Regions from separate parts of the Mus musculus genome. Here region 1 is linked to region 2. A link is a contact called in ENCODE Hi-C or POLR2A ChIA-PET data. All regions are on one chromosome and are shown on one strand. Each heading gives the region's core, a stretch centred on a gene start or an enhancer-like site at or near the end of the contact. The rest is flanking DNA. Distances are from core to core; before and after follow the strand shown.

What was found. Hi-C counts contacts between places; a loop is a spot of excess contacts on that map. ChIA-PET counts read pairs that join two places held with the same protein, here RNA polymerase II (POLR2A).
Region 1: a map of left cerebral cortex shows a loop between it and region 2 (4-fold over the local background). The contact joins the promoter of Hnrnpc here to the promoter of Ang in region 2. A Hi-C loop is called at or near these places in 1 of 37 maps with a recorded cell type or tissue (left cerebral cortex). POLR2A ChIA-PET finds 5 or more read pairs at or near these places in 1 of 5 experiments (embryonic stem cell).

What each region holds. Positions count from the first base shown.
Region 1 is chr14:52,102,681-52,105,380 of GRCm38, forward strand. It overlaps Hnrnpc (heterogeneous nuclear ribonucleoprotein C), which reads right to left and starts at 1,341. Exons shown (of 9, transcript NM_001170981.2): 1 at 1,209-1,341. It also overlaps a transcript of Rpgrip1 not described here.
Region 2 is chr14:51,094,702-51,097,401 of GRCm38, forward strand. It overlaps Ang (angiogenin, ribonuclease, RNase A family, 5), which reads left to right and starts at 1,299. Exons shown (of 2, transcript NM_007447.3): 1 at 1,299-1,772. It overlaps Rnase4 (ribonuclease, RNase A family 4), which reads left to right and starts at 1,299. Exons shown (of 2, transcript NM_201239.3): 1 at 1,299-1,772.

The sequences.
Region 1 (2,700 bases), core at 91-2,590, 1.0 Mb after region 2:
TACAAAGTGAGTTCCAGGACAGCCAGGGCTATACAGAGAAACCCTGTCTTGAAAAACCAAAAAAAAAAAAAAAAAAAAAAAAAAAAAGAACTCAACACCTACAAGAGAGAAACTAATTTGTTTTTAAGCACGGTTTTACTATGTAGTCCTGGGCTGCCTTGCAATGGGTAAGGGGTCCTGTCTCAGAGCCTCCACAATACAAAGATTACTGGCCTGCACTATCATACATAGCTATAAACTGCCTTTTTGAGTTTTAGAGGGATAGGACTAGTACTGAGGTAGCTGTAAACCCTTGCTGTGCCTTTTAATTATTGTTCCCAAGTCCAGCTTGAAATTTTTCTGCTAACATCCGTGTCAGGTCCCCTCCCCCCAAAAATAAGCCTTTCCCCCTATTTATTTATTTACGAAACAGAGTTTCTCTGTGTATCCTGGGCAGTCCTAGAACTCAAAGAGATCTGCCTGTCTCTGCCTCCCAAGTGCTGGGATTAAAGGCGCGCACCACCTAGAAACTCAGTGAAAATACTTGACCTGTCTAGTACGATCCTGTCAACCGCTTCTAAGGCTCAATTCTCTCTATGACAGTAGTACCTACCTCAAGTTCCACTAACTTATGATTTGTAACCTGCAGATAAAATGTGAGCTGTAATTATTCCAATTAAAATTAATCTTCCGCACTTCCCTTTACAAACACAAGCACTCCGACTTTTAACCATTTTACCCCTAGAGGAAAAAAGTAATGATTACTCAACCTATTGTTAAAACGCCGTTCAGATGCCATGTAGCCAGCCTGGAATTTAGAAGCTTCCAGTCCGACACCACCATGTTATCGCTCCCCTACCCCCACCCAGCGTCTATCTTCGGAAGTGATAACGGAATCCGTAAGATATCCCCGACAATTACATCAACAAGCATTTCGTTCTTCGCTTTCTTGGTCCCCCCTTGGAATCCCTGATGGGCAAAGAAAATCAAAGTAGCCGTTAAACCCGAGCGCGCAGACAGGGTATTTTCGTACGCACCGTGGCCTGGAGGTCACTAGGTTGACTCCGCGCCAAGGCCGAGGCCCTGTTGCCTCCCGCATGAGACCCAAGTCCCCACCGCACGGGAACAAACGCGGCCTCGGCTTCTGCCGCGAGGCCGGTTTCCCCCTTACACACGCTGGCGGGGCCCAGCAGCCCAGGGCCTCCCCTGCACTCGCCCCCTTCGCTTACCAAAAGGAAGGAGAGAGAGAAGAGACCGCCTCTCCTACTGCGAGTCTACGCCGAGACGCCGGAGCTACAACAGCGAAGAACCACACGACCGTTCGCTCTCCGTCTCCTCACAAAATGGCCCCCGAGCTCCTCTGCCGCCGAGGCGAAAGTCCAGCCCCCGCCTCGTTCCTGGAGGCGTTCCTATTGGCTGTGACTTTTCTCGCTCCCGCTCCTAATTAGCGAGCGCTACCGCTCCTCACAATTCCGTCCAATCATAATCCGAGGTGGGTTGGGCTAATTGCGAGAATTTCCACATGCGTAACAGAGGCTAGTTAGTAATTGGTTCAGCTTCATGCCACTTAGTGACTGACGGATGGTTATTGGTCAATGTACCAGACGGAAAGCTGGGTGGAATTTTCGCCTTTGTATCGCGCACAGCTTCTCATCCGGGTATCCGGCGGATCTGACTGACGGCCGCATCGTCCTATCAGTGCTTCTGAGAGCTCCCAGGTCCGGCCAGATCACCGCATTTCCGCGGCGCGGGGGTGGGAGAGCCTGGGTGGAGTCTGGTAGCGGGTGCAAACGGCCTGCCCTAGCCCCAGGCCTAGGAAAAGGGAAACGCAAACAAGCTTCTGAGAAGGGAGGAGAGTTATCTCTAGGCCGTCTACTAGCTCTGCAGTTATTATCAAATTCAGATCCCTTCTTTCTGCCAGATTCTATAAGCTGTTGGGAGGACATGGCCTTCTCAGTGAACAGCTCCCCCTCCAAACCAACTGGGTTCTGTAGTTCTCTCCTGCAGGAGCAATTACCCGACCTCCTATAAACCCGCTTCCTTGTCCCAAGTCGCCACACAGTCTGCAAACCCAATGGCCAGCCACCTCAATTTCCCACTTTCTAGAATAGACTACTTAATCCCCTCAGGTTTGGTCTGCCACTAAAGCTCTGGTTATACTGTAGGAACATTAAATACACTGAAATGTATATATAGCTTACGGAGAAAAGGAGATTGTATCCCAGAAAAATTTCCTGATTTTTTTTAATCTTTAGATCTTTAAACCTTTGCCTTTTTCTTTCTTTCCTTTTTTTTCTTTTTTTTTTTTTTTTAAGAAAAAGATTTATTTACTGTTTTTATATGAGTACACTGTAGCTGTCTTCAGACACACCAGAAGAGGGCATCCGATCCCACTACAGATGGTTGTGAGCCACCATGTGGTTACGATCAGGACCTTTGGAAGAGCAGTCAGTCCTCTTAACCTCTGAGCCATCTCTCCTGCCTAGCCTTTGTCATTTTCAAAAGATTTATTTTATGTAAACCAGTCCAACGAGTTTATGTGTTCCCAATTTTACATCTTATTTTTAAAAAGAAAAGTTTGGGCTAGGTAGTGTTTCAAGTGCAAGCCAGCCTGGTCAAGTTTCAGGACAGCTAGAGCTATAGAGTGAAACTCTATCTTGAAAAAACAATAAATATAAGTAGGTAGGTAGATTGACAGACAGACAGACAGACAGATAATTG
Region 2 (2,700 bases), core at 49-2,548:
GGAAGCATCTTCCAGCTCCCACAGCCAGAGATTGCTCGGCTTAGCAATCAAGTTTATTTAATAACTGCTACCAAATCTTGCATCTCTGAACCTTTAAAGAGAAGCCCAGAATGTTTTTCGTGGTTAGAGGCTCTAGATCAGTTGATGAGGACTTATGTGTCAGTCACTGAGAATATAGAAATGAGTAAGTAAAAATTCTTCTCTGGAAAGGATCCACCCAATGGAGAGACACTGAGATTAACTAACTTAAAGGAATGTTGGCAGCCCATTTCTTCAGTTACACCAACGGAAGTGAATCCAGATCCATCCCGACCGTACTGTGGGTCCTTTATACCAGTGCAGTCTTCCCCAAGTGTTCCCAAGTCCGGGTGTGAACATGTCTGCAAGTCAGCGCCCCAAAGCTGCCTGCTTGCATTTTTGCTGCTTTCTGAGGGTTCCCTGTTCCTGCCACACAGAGGACCAGCCTTGCTGAGGGAGTCTGAAGATGCTGGAGTGCTGAATTCTTCCTCCTGCTACGGCGAGTCAGCTGATGCTCTCGTTTTTTTTTTTTTTTTTTTTTTTTTGTGCCCAGACTCACCTCAGACATCCCCAGCACGCTTCCACACAGTGAGAGATGCTTTGCCCCTGCCTCCACCTCTACTCCGCTGACAACCTGTAGGTCTCCCATCCCTATTTTTGCTTTTAGAAATTAGTACAGCTTAAATCACACATAAATATCTACACAATGATGGAGCAAAATCTAGAAATTGACAAGGAGCTAAAATATTGCAACTTTGCCCTATATACAAGATAAATGTATGGCAACTTTTAAAATTGTATGTATTTATTTATCTGCATGTATGTCTGTGTACCACACATATGCAATGCCCAGGGAGACCAGATGAAGGCATCACTACATATGGTTGGGAACTGCCATGTGGGTCTGAGAACTGAACCTGAGTAAGTGCCTGCAACCACTGAGCGATCTGTCCAGCCTTGAAGATGAATCTGTTAGAACAATTCTAGTAGATTTCTTCACTACCTCACTGTGTACTTTCTGGGTTTTAGAAGTCTGACCCCGTGGCTTGTCTACTCTTCGATCTTAGAGTTACCTCATAAGCAGAGCAGACATGCATAATTTCTTCTGTACTTGGTTCCCATAATGCTTAGATGTAGACAGCTGGTTTTGCAACTGTGCTTTAAAGAACAGGAAGCTGAGTAGCCATAAATATATATTCTTTTTTCTCCAGAGGATGGACAGAGGGAGGAGGAGCCCAGGAAGTGCTGTGTGTATTTCTGGGGGTTGGAGAGGTGGGGGCACAGTTGCCTCACTCCTTCCTTTAGACTTCTTTCAAAGTAGTTCCTGAAGTTGGCCTGAACGTCAGGGATAATATGTTTTTGGATCTATGGCATATGCACAGTGAAACTTCAGTCCTACCCTGAGCAAGGATAAGGACCATACACATAAGGAAAGAGGCAGCTTAGGAACAAAAGGCCGTGCTTAGCAAACATTATCATTGCTGAAAGAGATGTGTGGTCCACCAGGTGGTTAATATTTGACCCAGGCATGCTCAGGGGAAAGGTGAATGACTCCTTGTTTGCCCATGATTAGTGGCCTTGGTTTACAAGTCGCTGCCAAAGTAAAGATCCTTAGATAGGTTCTCCCCACCCCGTCACATGAGCACTGTATATTACCAGCCTGTGAGGAGCCTCTAGCTTCACACCGCAGGACCCTGTCTCCAGGAGCACGCAGCTGGACACATTCCCAGTCGGAGGAAAGCTGGCCAGCTTTGGTAAGATTCTTCCTTGTGGGTGTTCAACTCTCTGCTTCTTTTCCTCTGTGCTCTTTCTAGCAGTTCATCTATTTTAGTGAAACTGACTAACACCCCTTACGCTTTCTGGACTCAAACTTGCACATTAAAAAGAAAACGAGTAAGAGTTAAAATTTAAAATGAAAACAGGATTATTTGGTGTGGTTTGTATCTGGGAAGCAATTAATGGGATTTCGATCAAGGAGATGGAGATATAGGAGGGTTTCTTCAATTGTGATTAAAAGCCCCCAAAGGCTTAGGAAGCCATTTGCAGAAGGGCATGTGATCTGTCGTGTTTCCTCCATAACAAGCTTGGCTTGGCAGGAATAATAAGGAAAACCCCGAGTCTGGTGGTGGTGGTCCACACCTTTAATTTCAGCACTGGGGTGGTAGAGGCAGGCAGATCTCTGAGTTCAAGGCCAGTCTGGTCTATAAAGTGAGTTCCAGGACAGCCAGGGCTACCCAGAGAAAGCCTGTCTCCAAAAAGAAAAAGGAAAGAAAAGAAAAGAAAAAAAAAAAAAAAAAAAAAAAAGGAAAACCCGGAATCAGGAAGTACTTTCAGCAGTATTTCCTACTCAATTCTTTCCTAAAAAAAAAAAAGAAGGAAGAAAAAAGAAAAAGTTATGGACGCTCCTTAAAAACAAAGAGGAACATGAACCAAGATCAAAAGATGCTAGGTTGAGGGGAGAAAGGAGGAAAGACAGGAGGAAGACCAGGCACAGGGTGTTCTAGTCCAGTTGGACTGTTATGAAGATACACAAAGTAGGGAGAGTATACCTAGGAGAAGGGTGTTTATCACATTGCCACCCCAGCTGCAGGTAGTTTGCTACATGTCTAGTCTACATAGCACTGCCAACCCGGATTCCTGTGAGCACTACCTGGTTAAGAATGGGTAAACTGAGTCTGCACA